Regions from separate parts of the Mus musculus genome. Here regions 1, 2, 3, 4 and 6 are each linked to region 5. A link is a loop called in an ENCODE intact Hi-C map of the cell type or tissue named here. Cell type or tissue: heart. All regions are shown on one strand. Region 1 has its middle 2.2 kb from the start of Gm30212. Region 2 overlaps Gm30212 (a long non-coding RNA gene). Region 3 holds the start of Vcl (vinculin). Region 4 has its middle 11 kb from the start of Gm30108. Region 5 overlaps Vcl (vinculin). Region 6 has its middle 15 kb from the start of Gm30212.

Region 1 (4,000 bases), 110 kb before region 5:
TGCCAGGTGGTGGTGGCGGCACACACCTTTAATCCCACTCAGGAGGGGGGGGCACTGGATCTTTGAGTTTGAACCCCTACTGCTTTACTTGGTGAGTTCCAGGACAGCCAGAACTATGTGAGAAATCCTGTCTCCTAAAACCAATAAACAAACAAACAAATATTAAAAATTAGTGTGTCTGGGAGTCAGAGCAGCAGCAACTATTTTCTGGAAAGAGGTATGAATGACAGAACTCCAAGGAATGATAGAAATGTATGTAAATTAGAAAGAGAAAGAGAGAGAAGTTGAAGAAGAAGAGGGAAGAAGGAAAGAAAGAGGAGAGGAAGGAAGAAAAGGGGGGACAGAGGAGGGAGAAAATAGAAAAGTCCCGGTCTGGTTCCCAGGTGTGGCACTGTCACGTATGGACATTACTTTCTCATAGGTGGTTTTTGGAATCAACCAGGCGAATGCACGGAAATCTCGTAGCTCAAGAGCCTGACAAATACTGTAAACGTAGTAAAAAAAAAAAAAAATAACCCTTGCTCTTGGTCCCTTATCCACCATCTTCTCTTTTAAGAACTGGATCCCAGGGCTTGGGGTGTGGCTCAGCTGGTAGGAGGTTTGGTTAACTTGTAGGAAGTCGTCAGTTCTATCCCTAGCACAGCACACACTGGCTGTGGTGGTGCACACAGGCAATTCCAGCACTCAAGAGGTAGATATACAAGGAGCAGAAGTTCAAGGCCATCCTTGGTGCATAGAGTCTGAATCCAGCTTAGCCTACATAAGACCATGCCTCAGAAACAAAACAAAACAGACAGCAAACAAATAAGGACTGACATGTGAAGCTTTGTCCACCCCCCACCCAGCCCCCAAAAAGACCCAGTTCCCACCTCTGGGCTAAGCCAGAGCCCCAGGCAGAACTCTGAAGCCCTATAGCACTCACCCTCACAGTACCCACAAGGCTCAGTGACTAGAAAGTTTCATCGAATTCTGAACAGGAAGCAGCAGTGGCAGCTGATAATCTGTGACCTGAATATAGCTATCCATTATCTCACTGTGGTTTCTTGTTTCCCTGACAGAGGAAACGCCCACGACTTTCTTGAAGTTATTCTAAACACTCAGTTCCTTGTTCGGCTCTGGCAGGATAATGTTTCCCCTGGGTGCCCCGGTGTTTTGAGCTGCAGCCTCCCTGCCAGCCTGAGGCTCAAGCTCAGCGGTCAACCTGTGGGGCCAACTGTCCCCTCCACGGAGGAGACAGTGACAGGAACAGATCAAAAATAGGCCATCAGTATCTGCAGCTATTGGAAGAAAAAAACAAAAAAACAAAACAAAACAAAACAAAAAAAAAAAAACCAAAGCAAAAAACCCCTCAGACATAGAGCATCCACTTCTTGTTCCTCTTGAGGAAGGCAGCAGGCAGAGCTGCCATGTGAGGAGGGTGTGTACCACTGGCTTCTCATCACAACTAGTTCCTGAGTCACACGCCACCCTGAGTTTACTCTTCTGTGATTCTCTTCCCTTAAAAGAGGCAGATCTGCTCTCCTGGGGTATGTTCAGTTTCCAAATGAGGAGCAGAGACAAGCTCAAGACTCAGGATAAACAGAATTGTCCCGTTAACTCAAGTTCTTACGAAGCCCAATAGTCCAACATGGGCATGGTGGTACAAGCCTTTAATCCTAGCACTTGAGAGGCAGAGGCATTCAGATCATTATCCTGCCAGATAATGAGTTTGAGGCCAGCCTGATTTGCATAGTGAGTTCGAGGCCAGTGAGGGCTATACAGTGAGACTCTTGCAAAATAAATGTATAAACAAAGAAATAACCCACCCTCGGTGTTCAGGAGACTCGGCTAAACTACAAGGCAGGCAAAGTTTGTCTCTGGCTTCTCTTCTTCCAGGACATACTCTACCCCACCCTCCATCAAAGCTTTTTGGTTTTATTTCAAGATGGGGTCTTGCTATGGAGCTCAGGCTGGCTTCAAATGTTTGATCTTCTCCCGGAGCCTCTCCTGCGCTGGCTTACTGGTGAGATCATCGCATCTGGTTCTACCAAAGCATTTGTGGCAGTGCACCCCTTTACCTCTGTATCTGGGAGTCACTCGGTCTGTGGAACACACCCCTACTTTTGAAAAGGAAGTCTCAAGATAGTAATTCTGAAACAAAGGACCCCAGTTCTCATCACATGTGGGAGACTGTTCTCTGAACAGCAGGGCCTCTGGGCTCACTGGGACCCCCTGCTGGTTACCACGTTTGCAGTTAATGCTCTAAGCGTAGAGTCTGGCTTAAAAGGGTTTTTTGTTTTTTGTTTTTCTGAAGAGGTATAATCTGTAAATTAGTGTAGATAAAACTAGGGAACTTGTAACAGTAGTTGACTTGAAGGGCCAGGAAATTAAATATTGAAAAGCTGGTTTGAGCTGCCTGTAATCTCAGCAGCTGGGAGGTGAAAACACCCTTTCCTCTATGGGCTAGCCCAGGACTCGCTTCTATGGGCTAGCCCAGGACACATAAGACTCTGTATTTTTTTTTTAAAAATGAAAGAAAAAACAGGAGGAAAAAAAGCAAAGCGGAACAAAACAACAAAACACAACGCCACACCACACCAAATCAGAAAAGCTGTTTTTACATGCTGCAGAGCTGAAAGCAAGAAGATCCACCAGGAAGGTCAGAGCAGTAAAGGATCGATCGCTCAGGGATTCGGAGGCTGACAGTAAATAATACGCAGCCGGCAGGGATGGCACCAGACTTCCGAAGACCGGGCTCTGCAAACAGCCAGGCTGGCCTTCAGTAGTCATTAGACTGCTTCGGCTGATCAGGAAGCATACACGAGAAGCAGGAGATGGCTTAGGCGTAGAGCACTGGCTTACCTGGGTTTGATTCCCAATGCTCACCTGGTGGCTCCCAATTGTCTTGAATTTCAGTTCCAATGCCCTCTTCTGGCCTCTACAGGCACCGGGTGGGCACAAATGTGGTGCACAGGCAAAATATCCACACACATAAAATATAATAATAATAATAATAGTCTTAAGAAGTTTAAAAAATGAATACATGCTAAGTTGACAATGGTCCTTGCTAGAGGTGAGATTATTTCTAAAACGCATTTTGTCCTCTTTCTTTCTTCTTCCACCCTTCCTCCTCCTTTCTTTCTTTAAAATACATTTATTTTGTTGTTTTTAAAATTATGTATATGTATGTAACTCTGTGTGTGAATATATGCACATGAGTGTATGTGCCCATAGAAGCTAGAAACATCAGAACCCATGGAGCTTGAAGTATAGTCGATTGTGAGCCACTTAAATTGGGTGCTGGGAACTGAACTCTGGTCTCTGGAAGAGCAGTATATACTTTTAGGCACTGAGCCATCTTTCCCGCCCTGTCTTTCTTTCTTTTATTTTCTTTCTTTCATTTTGTAGGCCAGGTAGTGTAGTATTTACATGTGACCCAGTCTGGCCTCTAGCTCTTGGCAACCTCCTGTCTCAGTCTCCCAGTGCGAGGTTTACTGGTATAAGCCTCCTTACCTATCCGGTTTTCCTCTTAGTGCTTGACCCTAGTTGGCTTTAATCAGGAAATCAGAACTGCTGGGAACAGTAGTGGGGCCAGCTCTCCAGCGCTCATGCCCTCGGGGCTGGCTCACCTTTGCCTCTACCACCAGGGTCAGCTCCACTATGCTGCCCGGGAGAGGTGCAGGGTTGACTCTCCAGAGTGCTGCAGCCAGTGAGAGGCAGGGCCAACTCTCCAACATGCCACAGCCACTGAGGGGTGGAACCAGCTCTGCACAGCCCTTGGACATCTATGTGGTCCCAGGAGACTGGCCAGACCAGGGCATTCGCATGATCTTTAGTGGTAATATGAGCCACAGAAATTGATACAGCCCCCTGTTGCTGCAGGGCCATAGACCCAGACATGGCCTTCAGCAGTAGGACAGGCTGGGACTTCATCATGGCCTCAGGGGGTGGGGCTGGCCACTCTCTCTCCACAGGCTATTCCTCTCCACCCTCACATCTCTAGCTCCACCTTCCTTCAGGA
Region 2 (4,000 bases), 100 kb before region 5:
GTGTGTTTGTGTACCGAGGAGCAGGAGAGACAGGTTTTCTGGTCCCAGACTAGCGCCTGGCCTGGCCTTCCTTCATGTGCTACATTTGCTCTGCTTGCTTAACTATGTCTCACGACCAAGCAGGGAAATACCACTGCTCCCAAGGTCCCCTTATCAGTTGTTAGTGATACTCCAACCTCTGAAGCTAGACTAGCTCAGATGGCAGAAGACCCTGGGAACTTCAGAAGTGCTACTCAGTCGGGGGTCCTACTGCAGTTACTTCACTTGCCAGACTCCCAGAATTCTTGCAAATTGTAATGGCCTGTATCTTCAAAATTTCTCCCATCATCAGCATCCAAGAGAAAGGAAAAATTCTAAATACAGTGAGGTTTTTAAGTGGCCATCTTGGGATAGCAATAGAAGCATCCTTTTTGTTCTCCATTGTGAAGCGCCACACTGCATTGAAGCAGGTGGTTATTTTGTGTCGATACTGTCTGGAATGGGGAAAGAACTCACAGTAATCAGTATTGACATGAGAGCTGAGCCTATGAAGCACACAAGAACTTGCCCCCGACAATATTCCTGGAGAGGATTTACCGAGTGCCTACTGTGCTTGAAAGACACATCCAGCAAGACACTTAAGACACTTGTAAGGCCAGCTGAGCCGGTCTCAACTAAGTGCAGTTCCCTCAGATATAAAGTTTACCATATAAAAAACTTGCAAATAAATAAAGCATCACATACAAAAATTAACCAGACCCAAAGTCAAAACAACGTAATGGACCTACACTCAGAGCTGACATTTGAGCTGCCGGAGGGGGTATGCCTTTAATCCCAGCACTCCGGAGGCAGAGGAGTTAAAGACTAGCCTGGTACACAGCCAGGGCTACCATAGTAAGACCATGTCTGTCTCCAAATAACACAGAATAAAATAATGAAGTAGAAAAAGAGAGAGAACTGACATTCAAAATGGAAGGTCTGTAGCTTCACATTAAAATTTATATTTTCTGTATTTAATATATTTTATGCAGTTGTCCACTGCCAACACCAAAAAAAATCCGCAACGGAACTATAACTAGAAAAGCAGTCATCGTTAACATGAGAAACACAATACTAGTGGTCAGCTTGGAGTTGTGGGTGGGATTGTCATGTCTGTCTTGTACTCTTCCAGGTAGCAAATGTAACGAAGTGTGAGTTCCCTTCAAATCTCAGCTTTGCTCTGCTCTCCCTATGTGCCTGGGCAGTGACCGCACCTTTTTATGGACTTTGCTTTCCTCACCTATAAATGAGGTTGTGTGATAGCATACCTACTTCATCACAGGGATGCTGTAAAGTTTGAACGAGCGGATGTGTATTAAGTACTTTAGAACAGTGTCATATGCAAAGAAACGCCTCAAAAGCTAGCTGTTGTTACAGTCCTATCTATATAGTTTGCTCTTTTTTATTTATTTATTTATTTATTTATTATATGTAAGTACACTGTAGCTGTCTTCAGACACACCAGAAGAGGGAGTCAGATCTTGTTACGGATGGTTGTGAGCCACCATGTGGTTGCTGGGATTTGAACTCTGGACCTTTGGAAGAGCAGTCAGGTGCTCTTACCCACTGAGCCATCTCACCAGCCCAGTTTGCTCTTTCAATGAACATACGTTAAAACTAAATATTCTTAAGGAAGCTTTTGCAAGGTAGACGCTCTAACATTCACAACATTCTCCTGCTGGTGGGCAGGAGAGCGATTCAGCACTAGGGGTTGGGTGCAAGTGGGCTGTGAGTCTTCTTTGTCTTTTAGCTGAGAGCTCTGGAATCCAGGGCTGTTACTTCAGGACAGCTCTCTTTTCCAGAGAATGCTAGGGCATAAATGGTTTCTTCCATGACCTGGGATAGGGGTGACCCAAAGAGCGCAGGACAAGGCTCATATCATCCCGTCTCTGGTTCCAACCTGCTGGCTGAGTGCTGGATGCATTGCTGGATGAGGGTTTTTACAGGTTAGTCCTGTAGTTTCTGATTCTTCACTTCCAGTATTATCACTTCTGTGACGTCATCTGGATAGCTCTAGAAAAATGATATGGTCACTTGGAGTGTCAGCCTCCATCCTCTTTCTTGTGGTTGTTTCTTCTCCTTTAAGTGGTTGATGGCTCTGCCCCTCCTTGCCTGGCACTCTCTACACACTGTGGGTTTTGCCTTTTGTCATACTGAGCATGCCTCCTGCAACTGTGGCTGGGGCACACATTCTCCCATATTTGGGAGTAAGCCGGAGACTCAACAGCATGTGGGTTTCTGTTTAAAATTCCAAAGTCAGCGGGGCGTACATTATCCATTTCCTCAAATCCAACGTGCTGTAAAGCATGAGTCAGAGTCAGTGGGATAAACTTCTTCCCAGGGGAAGTTGTGTCAGATGGTTAGGAAATGTAATTAAACAGGGAGAACGGTGCCTGGCATTAGCTGCGAATTAATGTAGACGCAAGCAGAACTCCATCTTGAGTTTACACTATTCTGGCCAAGATGATGCAGCTTCCCCCAGACCCGAGAAGGCGTCTGACCTTTATACAAGCTGGGGAACATGGACAACCTGTCCATCAACCCTGTCCTTCTCCCAAATTTATATTGGGACCTTTAAAGGGGAAGCATATGTTTTGATTATTTTTAAGTACTTTTGAGACTCAGGTATACTCAGACTTAAGTGTTTTTGTAGCCTAGTTGATAAAGTACTTGTCTAGCTTGCGCATAGCTCCGGGTTCAATCCCTATCACTGCCTAAAATGGGTCATGATGGTGCACACCCATAACCACAGCATTCAAAAGGCGTAGGCAGGAGCACCAGAAATTGAAGGTTATTCTCAGGAACACAGAGAATTTGAAGACAGCATAGGTCTGTCTTCAGGAGACAGACCCTGACTCAAAAGCAAACAAAAAGGCATTCTTTGTGAGGATGTTTACATGAGCTGTTTATCTGATTTAATACACTATTCCTGGGGTGAGGCAAGATTGAGGATAAAGCAAGGCTTGGATAAGATTTTAAGAGCACCTCAGAAAGTGTTGGGCTTTTCTATGCTCTGCATACCAATGTGACCTTTAGGAAGTAGCTTCCGGAAGGCATGTATAGCCCAGGGTGACTGAGACTTACTGTGTCTCCACAGCTGGTCCATAGCTCATAAGCCTTCTGCTTCTACCTTGCAGTTGCAGGGGTCACAGGCATGTGTTCCAAGCCCCACTCACATCACTATACCATGCTGCTCCCGGACACCTTTGTAGGCGTGGACACACAGGTTGACCTCTTCAGTCCACTCTGCAAATGCTTTCTGTGTCCCATCTTTTAGAAGTAAGTATAGCCAGCCCGTTTTGGCACACCTCTTTAATCAGGCACTCCTGAGGCAGAGGCAGGGGGAATCTCTCTGAGTTGGAGGCCTGCCTGGTCTACAGAGTGGGTCTGAAAATCCAAACTAAAAAAGAAAGCAAGAAAGCAAGGAAGGAAGGAAGGAGGGAAGGAGGGAGGGAGGAAAAAAAAGAAAAGAAAAGGAAGAAAGGAAAGAAAGAGAGATAAAGAAAAATCTAAACAATCAATAAGCAAATCGTATATAATTTTTTTCTGAGTTGCTAGGGTCTGATCTCCTACTTCTGAGCTAAGCTCCCAAAATATAATTTCTGGAAGCAAACACTTGGAGTTCCCAGTCTCACTGCCTCTGCCTCAGGCATGCTGGGATCGCAAATCTGTTCTGTACATCATACCTGGCTTCTAGATTTCTTTAACTCCGACACAGGTATTAAACTTCGCTATGCCTGAGAGTCGGAGTTTCCTGCTCATTAGAACACGCTCTGTAGTTAAAGGAGATGGGGATTCAGGAACATCCTTTCACGTCCTCTTCCCACGCCACCTTCCTCTTTGAAGCAAAGTAGTTGGAAAGAGATTTTGTTGGTGTTTTGTTTTGTTTTGTTTTGTTTTGTTTTGTTTTGTTTTGTTTTGTTTTGAATGTTTCTCTGTTTTGGTTATTGCCAGTGCCAAATGTAGGTCAAGACATCTTGTT
Region 3 (4,000 bases), 64 kb before region 5:
GTCTCAAGCAGCCCAGGCTGTCATCAAACTTGCTAGGTAGCCGAGGAGGACCTTGAACTTCTTCTAATCCTCTTGCCTCCAACTCCTGGGTGACAGACAAAATTATAGGTGTGTATGAACACCATGTCCTTGTTTTGTGATGCTAGAGGCTGACCTAAAGCTTTGTGTATGGTAGGCAAGTACTAAAGCTTTGTGCATGGTAGGCGAGTGCTCTTTACCAACTGAGCTCATCCCCACCTCAAGAGAAAGTTCAAGACTTGGTAACCACAGAGCAGAAACGGGGGTATGTACTGCTAGACACACAGAACTTTAGAGCTGGGTAAGACAACATGTGGCTTGGCCTTCTGCAAAATGTGACATCCTGAGAAACATTTTTCTTTGACTTGAGGATCTTTCATTTGAAGGCATTAATGAATGTGTTTCCTCTCAGAATGAGGAAGCTTGGGCAAGAGAACTTGAGGTTAGGAAAACATGCAGATGTCTTAAATGTGGTGAGGGGATTGGGCAATTTGGCCCTACTTACAGACTTGTTAAAAAGTATCCACTTTTGAATTTTCATTTCACTTTTTTTTTTTTTTTGAGATGGGGGTCTTGTCATGTTGCTCAGACTGGCTTGGAACTCCTTCCTCAAATGATCCTCCTAACCCTGCCTCTGGAGTGCTGTTGTAACTACAAATAGATGCTCATCACAACCACAAAAGGACTACCCCTCCAGGATGGCCTCAAACTTTCTTTGTAGTGGAGTATGACCTTGAACCCCTGATCCACTTCCCTAGTGCTGCTGGTATACGGGCCCACTCTATCAAGGCTGATTTTGCGTAGTGCTGGGAATCAAACCTAGGGCTTCTTACATTCTAGGCAAACATTTTAGCAACGGAACCAGACCTAAGTAGATTTGCAAAAATGGGATACCAGTCGCTAAAACAGAAGGTGGCAGACAGACTTCTACTCACCAAAAGCGAAAGATTAGCAGGTAAATTTCATTAAGTCTCTAGTTCTACGGAAACGTTCCTATTTATTTAGAAAACACGTATTTGCAAGTGAACGTGTACACGGAGGTCTAGAAAGTGCCACACCAAACTTAACTGTGACTATCCGAGGGCAGATAGTACAAATCAATGGGTACTCATGTTTCTCGGTGTGTTTTTGTTGTCTGGATCTTTTTACTTCCTCGTGAATTACTGGGAGGTGACGGAACAGTGTTCTGACTGCGTCCGGTGACGGTAAAGGGGAGCACCCTGCGGGGAGACCGGGGGAAGCCGAGGTCCCCTCTCTCTGGCGCTGCCTGAGGTGAGGATATCCCGCCCTACTGAGGTGATCCTGCGGAGGGGCGGAGCTCCGCCACTCTGAGGCGGGAGGCGGCTCCTGGGGGCGGGGCCAGTCCAGTGCAGTCGCTCGCTCCGCTCCCACTATGCCCTTATAAGGAGCGCCCCGCGAGAGGGTTCGGGAATCCGGTCGCAATCCCTGCGGCGCAGCCCCAATCCCAGGCCCCTCCCTTGGGAATGGGGGCGGGGCGGGACCTTAGCGGCTCTGCCTTGGGGGCGGAGCTTATCGAAGTAAGACCAATAGGAGCCACAGTCCGGCTCTGAGTTGCGTTACCATTGGGCGCGGCGACGTGAGAGGGCGGGGCGCCTGTGGGGCTAGTTACGCCGAGGGAAGCCCGGACTCTAGTCGCCGCTCCGAGTCAGTCACTCGCCGCCGGCTCCCGGCCCTACGGATCCCAGTTTTCTGTTGCCCGCGGTACGCCGCCCCGCTAGCCGCCGCGATGCCGGTGTTTCACACGCGTACGATCGAGAGCATCCTGGAGCCGGTGGCGCAGCAGATCTCGCACCTGGTGATTATGCACGAGGAGGGCGAGGTGGACGGCAAAGCCATTCCTGACCTCACCGCGCCCGTAGCCGCCGTGCAGGCGGCCGTCAGCAACCTCGTCCGGGTGAGCGCGCCGGGCCTGGGACGGGAGCGCGGGCGGGAGAAGTCCCCAGGGTCCCGGTCCGCCTCGCTGCTTGCATTCGCAGGCGCTTGGAGCGTCGGGTGGACTCCAGGGCAGGTGCCGTGGTTTCGAATGCCGATTTCTCTGGGCTGTGACCTTGAGCAAGCCACTGAGCCTGTCGGGGACCTCAGTTTCCTCATCTATAAAATGGGACACTTGTGTGAGAAATCCTGCCTTGGGGCTGTGCTGTGAAGAGTCAGCGAGCTTTTAGTTGTGAAGTGCCTAGGGTGTGTGTGCCCGTAGTAGGCGCCCAAGAAATGGTCGTTAGGTTGTCTCACGGTCCCTCCCCTGGGCAGGCTCGCGTCACTTGCGTTGAGTACCTTGCTCTTAGCTCCTTTTTAGGCCTCTCCTCTCCAACCTGTGGGTGGTTTCTCTTATGGTCTCCCTGCCCTAACTTCCAAGGATTCTTATTTGCACCGGGCTGCTCGCCTTTCTAATACTTCTGTCCCCTGAGACCCACCTGCCCAACCCTCCCCTGGGATCCTGGTGTCTGTCGCTTCTACCCAACTGCTTGGCTTCTTCCTCTCTCTGTCGCCGCCTCCTTTCCTTCGGGGCATTTTGCTCACACCTCCGGGGACTCTTAGCACCTTTAGACAGTAATTCATAACCAGGAGCCCTGCTTGCCCTCTGCCTGACCCCATGGCCGTCATTTTATTCCTTCCATGAAGCTGTCTATCCATCTTTACTGCTGTCAAATGGCTTTCTTTCACTGGGGCCTTTCCAGATTTGGGGGGCCTCCTCCTCTGCCCCTCCTTCTGGCAGGAAGCAAGATGGAGCTGCTGTGAGAGGCCTGTGGAATCTGGGATCTGCAGCCCCTGCCTGAGGGGAAGGCTAGGGCGTTCTTTGCCAGTCCACACTTTTCTGCCTGCCCCTAGCTATTTATCGATCTTTGTAGCCCACTTCTGAAATGGGAAAAGAGATAGAGAGACTAGTCTCGTAACTGTACCCTGGCTAATGTCACACTTGCTCCAGGCTGGGTGTGACTCAGACTGCTGTTCCCTGTGAAGAACAACTCAGGAAAAAGTTCATACTGCTTTCCGAACCAAGCTGTGTAAATGGTGTGTCAGGGTAGTTGATAGGTAACTGTCTGTCGGGTGGGGCTTGTGTTATTTATCGGATTATAGGACTTTAACGCATGAAATGACTTCCTGGGTCTTCAGGGGCCTGGGACTGTCTCAGGCATTTTAGGAGACCTGTGGCAGCAAGTAGGAGGGGGAGGGGGAGGGGAGAGGAGGGAGGGAGAGAAGGGAGGGCGGAACTAGGGACTGAAATTTCTGTTCTTCTGTACTGATTAAGTAAGAAACTATTGAGTAGGAGCAGTGTACTCATTCAGACTGTCTATCTTGTTCTTGTTCTCTTTGTAGCTAATTTTAATCTTAGACCCCAGAGTACATTCTTATGTAGTGTTGTCTGACATGGCTGCATTCCAGGCCTCTGGTTTTTCAACAAATGGGAAACAATGTAAAGAGACAAGGTAATGGTGTCCCTCCATGTAGCACTTGAGGATAGGAAATCTTAAACCCACATGTTGCACTTGGAACACAGCTGGTGTAGTCAAGGGCTTGGTTGATATCTGGTTAGGCTATTTAGAGAGAAGTCATTTATGAGCTCCCAGGCCATGAATTAGTAAGCACTGAATGTGTGCTGTATAAAGAGCATTGGAATGAATTAGTGGCCCTCAGGGTGTGCATGAGAATCACCAATGGGGCTTTGTAGATAGGACTGTTTCCAGTTCCCATCCCAGACTTACTGAAGGATCTCCAGGAGTAAAGGTTTTCTGTTTTTTAAAGTAGCTCCATAGGTGGTTATGATGGTCATAGTTAGGAGACATACAAAAGAAACAAGGGCAGATATAAGATGGAAAAAAAATACATGTAGTTGCATACTTCCTAACTATAAAAGGTATTTAAAGTTGAATCCGTGGAGGGGATTGGGCTGATAAATAGTCATAAACAAAGGTGCTACCAGGTTTCACTAAGTAGATTGTCTTGATTGCAGGTTAAAGAAATC
Region 4 (4,000 bases), 190 kb before region 5:
TTTGTTGAATGGATGACCTATTATTCCGATAGGGTCTGCTTATCTTGCTGGTGGTATGATTTGACTGATCTCCCCGCCCCCGCCCCCCATCTAAGAACAGAGAACACAGAGATCCTGCCTCCCTCCACAGTGAGGAAGCGAGGCTCCTTTATGAAAGCGCAGTGACTCTGTTGTCCACTAGGGGACGCTTTATGCCCGATTTTAGAGAGCCAGCAGGCCTGCAGACTTCACACTCAGCTGACCTCCACTTAAGAGGAGTCATTTACAAAGCCACTTTCTCCTAGGTTCCATGACCCAGAGATCCTCTATGGATGTCTCCAGCTTTGATTTCTTCCGCTCAGATTCTTGAATCTGGAATGGGGTACAGAACCAAAGTTGCCAATAGCAGCCAGAGTGTACTGGCAACTTCTAGTCTCCCCTCCGTCAAGCAAAAAAGTACCAAATCTCTATCATGGATCTACCGACACATACACTGTGCCATGCAGTGTGCTAGACTCTGAGACTAGCTTGTGACCAATCCAAACTCTCTCTGCACCCCCCCCCCCCGTCCCCCAACCCCTGTCGCAGCTCACAGGCTCTAACCCGGAACGCATGCAACCCTCTAATTACCACATCGTGAGATAAGCTGCTGACGTGATTTCTATTCCACAGTTGCTTCTCACTGGGTCTCATTTCACTGTGGATTATTTTATGGGACATAAGGCTTTAGAGAAACAAAATAAAATCCAGAGGCAAAGAAAAGTATTTGCCCACAGTTGGAAAAATCAGTGTCGAGTATCTGCAGTTCTGGAGGTAAAAGGATTCCCAGGTCTCCCTGCAGTCGGAGGGATTGTAATGAACATCGGAGATGAGAGGCACCAGGCCGTCTCCGTGTAGCTTCCCTGTTCTCTTTTCTTCAAATGGGTTGGGTGATTTTCTTGGAAAGGAAGGACATTTTCGAGATGTTGGGGTGTAGTCCAGTCTGACTGGTTTCTTTACTTTTTTTCTCTTTATTTTTTATTCATTATTATTTTGTACTGCAGTACTGGTGTTTGAGCCCAGGGCCACATACATGCAAGGCAAGCATCCTACCACAGAGATATGCTCCTAACCTCTGCTCCCTCCGGCCTTTCTTGCTCCTTCTCTCAGATTATCTGTCAACCTATGGAACTCTGAGGCATGCATGCTCTTTCACCCAGAAGCCGGAGGTCAAGGAAATCAGGGCAGAGCTGGGGAGATGAGGTGAACACGAACTCAAAAGCCGATTGCTACAGTTACTGATAAGGACAGATGTCTGGGGGCTGAAAGGTACTTCCTTCCTTCTTTCTTTCCTTCCTTCCTTCCTTCCTCCCTCCCTCCCTCCCTCCCTCCCTCCCTCCCTCCCACCCTTTCTTTTTCCTTCCTTCCTTGCGGAGTCTTCCAAGATGAACCTTCCAAGATGAACTTAACCTGCCGTGGTTTCTCTGAAACGGGTATTCTCAAGGAGGTAAAGGAGGGTAAAAATCTCCCCCTGCTTAGTGGTCACTCTTCTGAGCATGGACAAGGGACTCTGAGGACCACGTGCTCAACATTCCTGAGAAGTACCTCTGAGTCAGAGCTCCAGAAACAGCTGAGGCAGCTTCGGGCTGGAGTCTTGGCTCTCTGTCCTCTCTTTCTGTCCAAAAGCAACTCTCTCACTAGCTATTTGGATGTGACCAGAAGCCCAAGCAAAGACCTGAGGTAGAAGCGTGGCTCAGCCAAAGTCTATAAAATGGATTGGGTCTCTGCATCCCCTCTAGAGTGCAGCTGTATGGTAAAGGCATGCCTGCATCCAGGGACATCTGTAGTGGGAAGTCCAAGGGGTAGGTGGAAACCAACCCAGTGCCCACAGGTCCTAACTCCCAAAGTAGCTATTGTTGGGCTGCCTCTGGGAAGGGGGTCATAATTAAGATTTGGCTTGAGTTAAGACAGCATCATTCCCTGGGAAATCTGCCAGCGTCTCCTCACTGCCTGGGCGTGGGGCCCGGGACATGCCAGGGCAATACCAGAGAGCTGACTCAGAGGGGGAAAGGCATGGAGGGGAACAGAAAAACCCTTCCTATCCATCAGCCACGAGAAGAGGCAAGGCACACTGTGAGAGCCCTGTCCTGCCAGACCAGACCACCGACAAGCTCTTTGTTGGGTCCACTCTTAAGAACAAAGTCTCATGAAACTCCATATTGCTTGAGGTCACCAGCAGACAGCAAGAGCCTGGCCCTATTCTCTAAGTTCCCATTTTCCTGCAAAGATGGCACTGCTCTAGGCCACTCAGTGATTCAGGCCTGTTCGTACCACTTTTAAAAGACTGTAACCTTGGGCAAGTCACTTACTCTGATGAGACTAAGATTCTTCATTTTTCAGATGGATGAACAATAACTGCCTGCCTCATAGGGCTGCAGCAAGGATCCCATGAGATAATGTCTACAAAAGCACCCTGTGTCGTTATAAAGCACATTTCCAATAAGGTATCGTTATTGACATGATTGACCCTGACACAGGGATTGTAGCCTCTGAACCCTGAACCATGGAGTCCTCTTTGATTTTTTTTTTTTTTTTCTTTTTCAAGATGCTCTGAAGCAAGTGTTGAAATCCCAGTTCAGTCCTGGGTTCAGAAGCCTTGGCCAAGGCAGCTTCTTGGTGCTGCCATGCCCAAGGGCCGCTCCGAGCTGCTATCCCCAACTCCAGCTTTGCTAAACTGGTTCTTTCTCTTTAGTCAGACTCCGGCAGCCAGTGTGCCTGCAGTGATGACAAAGGAACCTAAATAGCGCACGCTCTGCAAACACTGCGGGCTTGGGCAGAGTGCGTGGCCTGTTACCCATAGGCCTGCCTGTCACCCATAGGCCTGTCTGGGCACCCCAGGCAGGTGCAGCCCTGCACCCTCAGGGTCTTGTCTGCCTTGCCTTTTGCAGTTCTAGGATGACAATATCTCCTGTCAGCACTATGGGTGGCGAACTGGATGACTACCTAGAAAGCTGTTTGGCTAAAAGCACCACTGAAGGGAGATTACTGTCCCTTCTACCAGCCTGGTCCCCTTGCTCCCTTGGGCCCCCTCTTTGTGCCAAGAGGCCAAGTTAGCCTTGCTAAGAGCATGGGGAGCTGCTGCCGTGGCCTTGTTGGAAGCGCTGGCACGCGTACCAGGAAAGTGTAATTCTGAGGACCCAGCAGCCAGCTGGTCCTGGCATGTCACGGTGGCTACAGAACCAGTTTGGCATGTAGCTATTTGGGTGCCTCCCTGTGGGTCATTGTGCCTGAGATTTCCCAAGGGACTTCGTATGACTTACTTAGGGAGGAATGGTGTCTGCTGTGGCTAGATTGATAGAAAAAAGTCTGCAGCTGGGGCTATAGGAAGGAACCACCATTCTGGTGGCAGATGACTTCACTTTGAGTTCTGCTCTCAGTCCCCTTATTCCAGCAGGCATTTCCAGGCAGCGTGAGTCTTATCCTCAGGACATTCTCACCCAAAAATTACCCCCGGTACACATGGTGCACATGGTACACATGATACATATGGTGCACATGATATACATGGTACACATGATATACATGGTACATATGGTGCACATGGTGCGCATGGTACACATGATACATATGGTGCACATGATATACATGGTACATGTGGTATACATGGTGCACATGATATACATGGTACACATGATATACATGGTACATATGGTGCACATGGTACACATGATATACATGGTACACATGGTGCACATGGTGCACATGATATACATGGTGCACATGATACATATGATATACATGGTACACATGATATACATGGTACACGTGATATACATGGTACATGTGGTGCACATGGTGCGCATGTTCCTTCCTGGGAGTAGGGGCAGTGCTGTAAGAAAGACTGATTTAGTTTAGATCAGAATCCTGACTGATGGCCCCTTCCTTCCTTCCTTCCTTCCTTCCTTCCTTCCTTCCTTCCTTCCTTCCTTCCTTCCTCCCTCCCTCCCTCCCCTTCCCTCCCTTTTTCTCCTTCTCCTTCTCC
Region 5 (4,000 bases):
ACAGGTGTGCTGTGATACATTGTCACCCACTCACATACACAAATATAATATAGAAGAATATAACAGCAGCAGCAGCAGCAACAACAACAACAAAAACCAACCTAGAAACTAACAACAACAACAACAACAACAACAACAACAACAAAACCAACCTTGAAACTAACTGCAATTCCCAGGTTTAAAAATGCAGCTTCAGGACTGGAGTGGCTCAGTGGGTCAGAACATTGTCTACTCTTTCTGAAGACCCCTGTTCAGTTCCTAGCACCCACGTGGCAGTTCAGCACCGCCTGTAACTCCAGTGCCAGGGGATCTGATGCCCTCTTCTGGCCTCCATAAGCACCAGACATGCACACAGTGCACAAACATACGTGCAAGGAAAACATCCAAATAACATTTAAAAAAATTGCAGCTTCATTTCATATTTGCCCTTGGTTCAGAGTTGGGGAAACAAGCATCTGCTAATTTTAATTTCCTGGTGTTGTCAGAGCTGCTCAGAAGAAAATTACCCTCTTCCTGAGAATCACAGTTTCTCTTCATGGTGAAGGGGCTGTTGAGTTTACTAGAGAAAAAAGAAATGATTTTTGAGGATGCTGATTAGCGCAAAGCTTGTTTTTGCATTGTGTTTCAAACCGTTTTGGGACACGTTGGAGAATCAAAGCAGCCATTTCTGCTAGCGCAGATTGTAAGTCTGAGCTCTGGAGCTTCTCTTCTGAGAAGCATTAGGCGGAACCCATACTGACGAGGTGAAGATGTGCTGACTGGTGCCGAAAGTTTGTGCCATATTTGCCAACTTTCTTTGGAAGAAAAGAAAAAGAAATTGAGTTTCATGTGATATAAAATAAGAGGTTGGATTCAGCAAGCTTAAGGTCAGATGGTCCCAAGTCGTTGTTTCTTAAGTTGTAAGATAAAGTTACATTGCACCTTGAGATTCACTGAAGTAACTGAAGGGAAACTGGCTAAGATAGCATCTACCCTGTAGGAAACTGGACTGAAGTTACCTTCCTAACTAGTAGCCATTACTGCTAGATTAGTGCTAAAATCTGTCTGACTTTCTGAAAATATGTTCTATTCTTTGGAATTTAGATTTTGAAATGTAGGTGTCTATTAGTTTTCTCACCAAAATTAAAAGTATCACAGAGGTGTTTATTAACAGAATTTTAAATTTTACATTGACACAATTTCTTTTTTCCAAGGTAGGCACATATTTTTTCAAGAAAAAGCTTATGTTATTATAAACAAATATATATGTAGGCAAATTGTAAAATCTTATAAGTTATGGTAGGTAAATACTGAAAGCTATCCAGTTTTTTGAGGTTAGGAGTTACCTGAGAGTCTATCCATTTAGGCCTTTCTCATTTGAAATTCAGCTCTGGGAGCAAATCTTGTTGTATAAATTATTGTACAACAAAGCAACAAAGTAGAAGAAAGAAACAGATTTAAGCAATATTATTAAGTGTACTTATGAGTGGACTTTGGACTAGATTTTCCTGATGTTGCCTAACATTGGTAGCTGTCATAATTCATGTAACTTAGTAACTTTTCACCCTACCCTACCACCCAGCGGGAGTGCACTTTTTTTGTTGCTGTGGCTGAGAATAAAGTTAGGATGAGAGCACACTCTCTATCTTTTTAGATGAAAGAAAAGGGGGGTCCTAAAGCAGCGTCCATCATTTGAGTAGACATTTCAGAAGCATCAGGGTTCAGCTGCTGCTGAGTTTTCAGCCTGTTCTTTTTGTGTTATAGTGATGACTCTGACTTGGAAGTAGGGATGTGCTCAGTGCCCCCTTGTGGAAGCTTGATGGTACAACCCTGGTAGGACTGGAAATAAGAAAGTTTAGGAATAAGGGCATGCGAAGAATTTTAGAAGTTAACATTATGCTTTGATGGATTGACTCTCTGGGAGTCAGTTCTCTAGTGCAAAAAAAGGAGACAGAATGTTTTTTAAGATGTTAAGTAGAGATGGCCAGACTAGGGCCAGATGTAGCACATACCTTTAATCCTAGAAGTTGAGGCAGAAGCAGATCACTGGAAAGCCAGCCTGGTCTGTGTGATGAGTTCCAGGGAACTAGGGCTACACAGTTATACCCTTGGAGGTGGGAGAATGGGGGCAGAGGTGTAGAGACAGAGACAGAGACAGAGAGAGAGACAGAGAGAGAGAGAGAGAGAGAGAGAGAGAGAGAGAGAGAGAGAAGAGGAGGGGAGGAGAGGGGAGGGGAGGGGAGAAGAAGAAGGAGGAGGAGGAAGAGGAGGAGGAAGAAGAGAAAGAGGAAGAGAGGGAGAGAGAGACTGTATAATCTCCCAGTTCTAAAGATTGGCACATGGATATTTGTTTCACTGTTATTTTTTATGTATTATAAATTAAGCTGGGAGTCATGGCACATACCTTTTTTAATCAGACAATTTTATGTTAACAGACCAGCCTGGTTGACATAGCAAATTTTGTCTAGCCAGAGCTACATAAAGAGACCCTGTCTCAAAAAAATTTTTTTTTCTCTTATTTGGTTGTTTTCTAGTGACATCCTAGCAGATTCTGTGTTAGTTTTATGCTTATCATCCTGAGTCCTGGTTATAAGCAATACATTGAGATCCATTTGTTAGGGTGGGGGGGGGGAAATCTAAGGACGAGGAGTGAAGAACAGCAGGGAAGGCCAGCAGTGCGCTTCCTTCTTGTAAAACTTTTTGTGGTTTATTTTGAGAACTAAAACAAAATGGTTACATTAATACTATTTATTTTTTCCAATGAGTAACTCTTTAAGTTTTTTGATTTATTTAATATAGTGAAATACCATCTGGTGTTTGTGCGTGTGCATTTTAAAATAAGAGATAAAAGGACTGTGCTTTGTGGCACCACATACTAATAAGGCTTGCCTAGAGCAGGGAGGGCTCTGGCAAGGCTTCCACTTGATGTTGAGGCTCCACAAGTTTCCTACCGGATGGCGACCATTAGGAAAGCTGATAATGAAGTATGAGCAGCAGGGCTCCTTCCTGCTGGAGACATTAGGCATTTTTTTGGCTTGAGCAGTTTTTTAAGCTTTTTGCAATTTTAGCATTGAAGACACCAGGAGGCAGAATAGAATTAACTGAAGATTTGCATGCAAGATGTTGCATTTTGACAGACACAAGACTTGTGGTGTGGTGAGATTATTTAAGGCTGTTGTAGGACTACCTGAGCTGTTGTGTGTTAGTGCTGTAACTACTGCTCTGTAAAAATTAAGAGACCATGTTACAAAACACACAAGAACTGTGGCATTTCTCTTCCAAAGGACACTGAAGCCATGAAGAGAGCGCTGGCGTCCATAGACTCCAAATTGAACCAGGCCAAAGGTTGGCTCCGTGACCCCAATGCCTCCCCAGGTAACTCTGCAGTAAAAAACTCTGTTTTCTGAACAATAAACAGTTAAAATCAAATCAAATGAAGGAATGGGAGGAATCCTTCCATAATCTCACCATCCTGAGGTAACTGTGGCATCCTGCCATAGTTCTGAGAAATTGAAACATCCCTGGCCTTAAAGGATGAAGGCATAAAATCTCTCATTTCTCACCATGAATAAATAAACCAAGTTAAGCCGGTGTCTTTGAAAAGTTACTGCTTCGCCCATCCCCTGAAGCAGAAAGGTTATTATTTTGAATAAACACCCTTTTTTGCTAGTTCTGTTTGGAAGCTGGTGCCATTTATGTCAGCAAAGTACTTAGTTAAGTAGATTGTACAGTGATCTTAATGTAAGATATATAAAAGTTGAATATATAAAGATAAGACCCAACAAGGCTTTTGGCTTTTCTAATTTAATATTTATTCCACTTCAGATTGTTTGAGCAAATGTGAAAAGCCTAATGGAAGTTGGAGGTCCTAAGTCCTGTTGAATTATGAGACTACTTTTCATCAGCCACATACTTATGGCCACTGCATATCTCCAAGCAGATATGGTACAACATATCTTCCTTCACAGGGCCTGTGGTTAAGCCTCGCCTTATGTCTATGGGGCAGTGTGTGGCTGTCAGG
Region 6 (4,000 bases), 120 kb before region 5:
CCAGGTCAGGGTGTCCTCTCTCTGTGTGTCCTGATGCTTAAAGAAAAAATATTGTTATTGTTATTATTTATTAGTTATTTATTTTGGGCTTTTCAAGACAGGGTTTTTCTGTGTACCTGTGGCTGTCCTGGAACTCACTCTGTAGAACTCAGAGATCTACCTTCCTCTGCCTCCCAAGTGCTGCTATTAAAGACATGAGGCACCACCGCCTGTTTTTATTGTTATTGTGTGTGTGTGTGTGTGTGTGTGTATGTGTGTGTGTGTGTATTTGGGGATATGTGCACGTCAATGCGGGAGCCTCTGGAGATGGAGTTACAGCAGGAGGTTGTGAGCTGCTGGGACCTGAAGTAGGGTCCTCTGGAAGAATAGCAAGAACTAGTAATTGCTGAGCCATCTCTCCAGCTCTCAATCTGTTCTTTTAAGCAGCTAAGATGATTTTCCAAGTCTGTCATAATGGATGCCTTTAGTCCCAGCTACTCTGGAGACTGGGGTGAGAGAGTCACTGAGGTCTAAGAGTTTGAGACCAACCTGTACAATATAGGAAGAGTCTTAAGAAGCAAAATCCAACCCAAGCCAACAAAACAGAGTTATTTTCTTACGATGACAGGTAATTTCGAATCCTCTTCTTTCCTCTCCCTCATTGCACAGTTGATATACCGTGTCATAGTGGCCTAGGCCATAAGATATGGTAGTGAAGAATGAGAAATTCATTAGTAGGGCCATTTGACAATTGGCCTTTAAATAGAGGATAATTAGACCATATATGTGTGAGGTCGAGCCTGGATCACAGAGCTCCACTAAGCTGTACTCAGAGGGGTCAACAGAAGATACTACACATCCTAACCCTGGCCCCATTATCAGCACTATATTGTGCTACAATTTTATAATATTTTCATACAACTTATATAAGTTGCCCTACTATGTTATAAAACAACATATGTGGAGAGACACTCAAATATACATGTAACTATGTAGGTGTAGTATGTGTTTGTGTTACAACTTTAATTTGCTAAGTCATAACAATTAAAATATACTACAACTTTAATATTTTTGCATTTATTTATTTATGTGGGGGAGAGGTTGTATAGGTACATGCATAGAGGTTACAGGACAATTCGCAAGACTCAGTTCTCTCTACTGTGTGGATCTCTGGAGATCAATCTCAGGCCATCAGGTATGGTGGAAAGACGATCCCCCAGTCATCTTCGCTCACCTAATTTTAGTAATCTTTTTTGGTACTTAACAAATGTATCCTGAGCCTTAAATATTAAGATATATATGTGTGTGTGTATATATATGTGTGTGTATATATATATATGTGTGTGTGTGTATATATATATATATGTGTGTGTGTGTGTGTGTATGTGATGTGTACTATATACTAAATACTACAATACTATATATTATAAATTACACATTGTATAATATATACTTTATTTAAATTATAGTATAAATTATATTAATATAGATTAATGTAATACAATTAGTCTGGCCTTGTTTTCTTCTCTGATAAGGGTAAGGGGAGCTTCAAGGAGGAGACCAGAGTGTCTGGCCTAGCTGGACACTTGGGTCAAGATCACCTAAAGTTTGGTATGTTCTGCCTGCTGCTGGGCCCTGTTTTTCAGTTTCTCCCAACGCTGGCTTCATCTACGTCACGCTGGCGCCCTCTCCTGGGTGAAATATGACAGTGGATAGGAAAGTGCTCACGCTGCTGGCTGGAAAAGGAGAAACTTCGTGGAATGGCTTTTGGGCACTGTGATGGGACCCTGGGTGGAAAGAGACTTGGAGAAGGGACCTATTTAATTCAAAGCTATGTATGCCACGCTTGGGGTTTAGGAAGTTGTTCTGAGATCGGCAATGAGGGTCCAGACTATTGAGAGAAATGCTTTACTGTTAGAAATTCAAGATTCATTTCTTTCCCTTCTGCTTCCTGACTCCTTCTGATGACTGTGAAGTACCTGGCATCCAGGAGCAGAACAGCCATCCTCCTCCGTGCAGTGAGATGGGTTGTGAATTCTCAGGAGGAGGGGAGGAGGAATTCTTGCTGAGGCCACCTGGCCAAGGCTGAGCTCTCTTGCCTTTTAGTAAATAAACAACATTGTTTGGAGGGTGCAGGGGTCTTAGCCGTTTAGTAAAAGTACGTCTTCACTGCGAATGTGGGGGTTATCTCTGTGGGGTACACAATAGGATTTAGGCCTCCCAGTCCTTCTCCTCAACATATTGGTGAGCAAGTGAGTCCCAGTGAGCTTCTGAGATAAAAATAACACAGGGAGCCCGTGGCTTAGTGCAGCTGCTGTGGCGGGTGCTTTGACCGAAGCTGGTATCAAGTTATTGGGGAAAGAGATAGGTCTTTGAAGGCTGATATCACCAAGGCAGAAGTTTTAGTCATTACAAGCAAAACAGTTTGTACTGGCACAGCTTGCTTTGCCCTTCACCCCAACCTCCTCCAACATTACAATTCCTTTCATTATTGAAAATGGAAGCTCTAAACTGCGCAACAAGCAGTTCTTTTTCTAGTCTAGAGCTTGCAGAGTCCTAAACACGGTTTAGTTTTATACAGTCAAAGAGCACTAGTGTGTGAAGCTCTGGGACCTTAAGGTTACCCAGTTTGGGAATAACGTGGATACCAACTTGCTAGTCTTGTTTGCCTACTCTGCCTCCCTTCCTCCCTCCCTCTCTCCTTCCCTCCCTCCCTTCTTTCATTCCTTCTTCCTTAGTGTTGCTCTGAGCCTGTCAGCAATGGTGGCAGAACTAACCTCTAAGGTCCATGAAACAAATTGCAAAGCTCCTGAAAGCATACCTTCCTCTGCCCATGTGCCTAAATTATCCCTAGAGGATTGATGCCACAAGCCCTTGCTTGGTTTTGGATCCAATAGGAGTGTGGCCACTTTATTGATGGATAAGAAAGAGAAAAGGCAGAGCGGCAATAAATAAATAAACAAACGAACAAACAAATAAATAAATAAGCAAACAAAAGTATCTTTAGGAAGCAGTGTATGTCTAAGAATTAGGTCCGCTTTGACTGATGAACAAAGTGGATTTATTTGAAAAATAAATTCGGACTCATTATCAGATAAGTAGTAGAAAATTGTTCCTGAGGCACTAGGGAACAAACTTAAGACCGAATGAATTCTGGGCAAGCATTCTATCAATATAGGGTGAATTGGTTAATACATGCTATAGATCCTGAATACTGGTGTATGTGTGTGTGTGTGTGTGTGTGTGTGTGTGTGTGTGTGTGTGTGTGTGCAGGTGTGTGAAGGTATGTGAAGGTGTGTGCAGAGGCCACAGTCCAACTTCAGTATCACTCCTCAGCATCACCTCTGAGACAGTCTCCCATTGGAGCCTGAGACTTCCTGACTGAGGTAGACTGGCTACCCAGTGAGTTTCCAGGATCTTCCTGTCTCTGTCTACTCAGCATTGGGATTCCAAATGCTCATCACTAGGCCTGGTCTTTTGTCTAACTGGAGAGCAGGTCCTCCTGCTTGTACAACAGGCATGCCAATGACTGAACTATCTCCCAATATGCAGAAGAGGACTTAAATCAAATATATAGCTTAATTCATTATAGGACAAAACCACACATCTTTAAAAAAAATAAATCTTGGGCTGGAGAGATGGCTCAGCGGTTAAGAACACTGACTGCTTTTCCAGAGGTCCTGAGTTCAAATCCCAGCAACCACATGGTGGCTCACAACCATCTGTAATGAGATCTGGCGCCTTCTTCTGGTGTGTCTGAAGACAGCTACAGTGTACTTATATATAGTAAATAAATAAATCTTAAAAAAAAATCTTTGCAGCATCTCCAAAAATCCCATCAGATATCTGTGCCACACCATGAGCACCACTCCTCCCACGAAGTACCCCTCTCTGGATGGTTTTTGTTTTTGTTTTTGTTTTTGTTTGTTTTTTTGAGACAGGGTTTCTCTGTGTTGCTCTGTCTGTCCAGGAACTTGCTTTGTAGACCAGGATGGTCTTGAACTCACATAGATCACCTACC

The links. A loop is a pair of places that touch in the nucleus more often than their neighbours do. Peaks named below come from ENCODE experiments on the same cell type or tissue, not always from the same donor. Only the 100,000 strongest peaks of a DNase experiment are listed, where the experiment ranks them.
Region 1: a loop joins it to region 5, with 3 times the contacts of the local background. A loop is called at or near these places in 17 of 42 quality-filtered maps.
Region 2: it touches region 5 in a loop (2.9-fold over the local background); 13 of 42 quality-filtered maps call a loop at or near these places.
Region 3: it touches region 5 in a loop (4-fold over the local background); 13 of 42 quality-filtered maps call a loop at or near these places.
Region 4: it touches region 5 in a loop (8-fold over the local background); 14 of 42 quality-filtered maps call a loop at or near these places.
Region 6: it touches region 5 in a loop (4-fold over the local background); 15 of 42 quality-filtered maps call a loop at or near these places.

What each region holds. Positions count from the first base shown.
Region 1 is chr14:20,884,276-20,888,275 of GRCm38, forward strand. No RefSeq gene overlaps it. Among named protein-coding and RNA genes, the nearest start is that of Gm30212, 2.2 kb to the right of the region's middle. In heart, a CTCF peak has its summit at 2,225 (motif pointing left); DNase peaks (open chromatin) are centred at 1,046 and 1,426; H3K4me3 peaks cover 419 bases; H3K27ac peaks cover 2,482 bases.
Region 2 is chr14:20,889,870-20,893,869 of GRCm38, forward strand. Gm30212 (a long non-coding RNA gene) reads left to right here. Exons shown (of 3, transcript XR_874392.1): 2 at 3,156-3,297. Among named protein-coding and RNA genes, the nearest start is that of Gm30212, 3.4 kb to the left of the region's middle. In heart, no CTCF peak of the experiment used is centred here; a DNase peak (open chromatin) is centred at 2,312; H3K27ac peaks cover 1,188 bases.
Region 3 is chr14:20,927,756-20,931,755 of GRCm38, forward strand. It overlaps Vcl (vinculin), which reads left to right and starts at 1,643. Exons shown (of 21, transcript NM_009502.5): 1 at 1,643-1,933. The coding sequence starts at 1,766. In heart, no CTCF peak of the experiment used is centred here; DNase peaks (open chromatin) are centred at 1,516, 2,396, 2,926 and 3,096; H3K4me3 peaks cover 3,403 bases; H3K27ac peaks cover 3,039 bases.
Region 4 is chr14:20,803,557-20,807,556 of GRCm38, forward strand. No RefSeq gene overlaps it. Among named protein-coding and RNA genes, the nearest start is that of Gm30108, 11 kb to the left of the region's middle. In heart, a CTCF peak has its summit at 186 (motif pointing right); DNase peaks (open chromatin) are centred at 195, 1,635, 1,945 and 3,015; H3K27ac peaks cover 253 bases.
Region 5 is chr14:20,991,749-20,995,748 of GRCm38, forward strand. Vcl (vinculin) reads left to right here. Exons shown (of 21, transcript NM_009502.5): 7 at 3,264-3,354. Among named protein-coding and RNA genes, the nearest start is that of Ap3m1, 59 kb to the right of the region's middle. In heart, CTCF peaks have their summits at 336 (motif pointing left), 1,795 (motif pointing left) and 2,990; a DNase peak (open chromatin) is centred at 1,743.
Region 6 is chr14:20,871,852-20,875,851 of GRCm38, forward strand. No RefSeq gene overlaps it. Among named protein-coding and RNA genes, the nearest start is that of Gm30212, 15 kb to the right of the region's middle. In heart, a CTCF peak has its summit at 1,672 (motif pointing left); a DNase peak (open chromatin) is centred at 1,660; H3K4me3 peaks cover 841 bases; H3K27ac peaks cover 541 bases.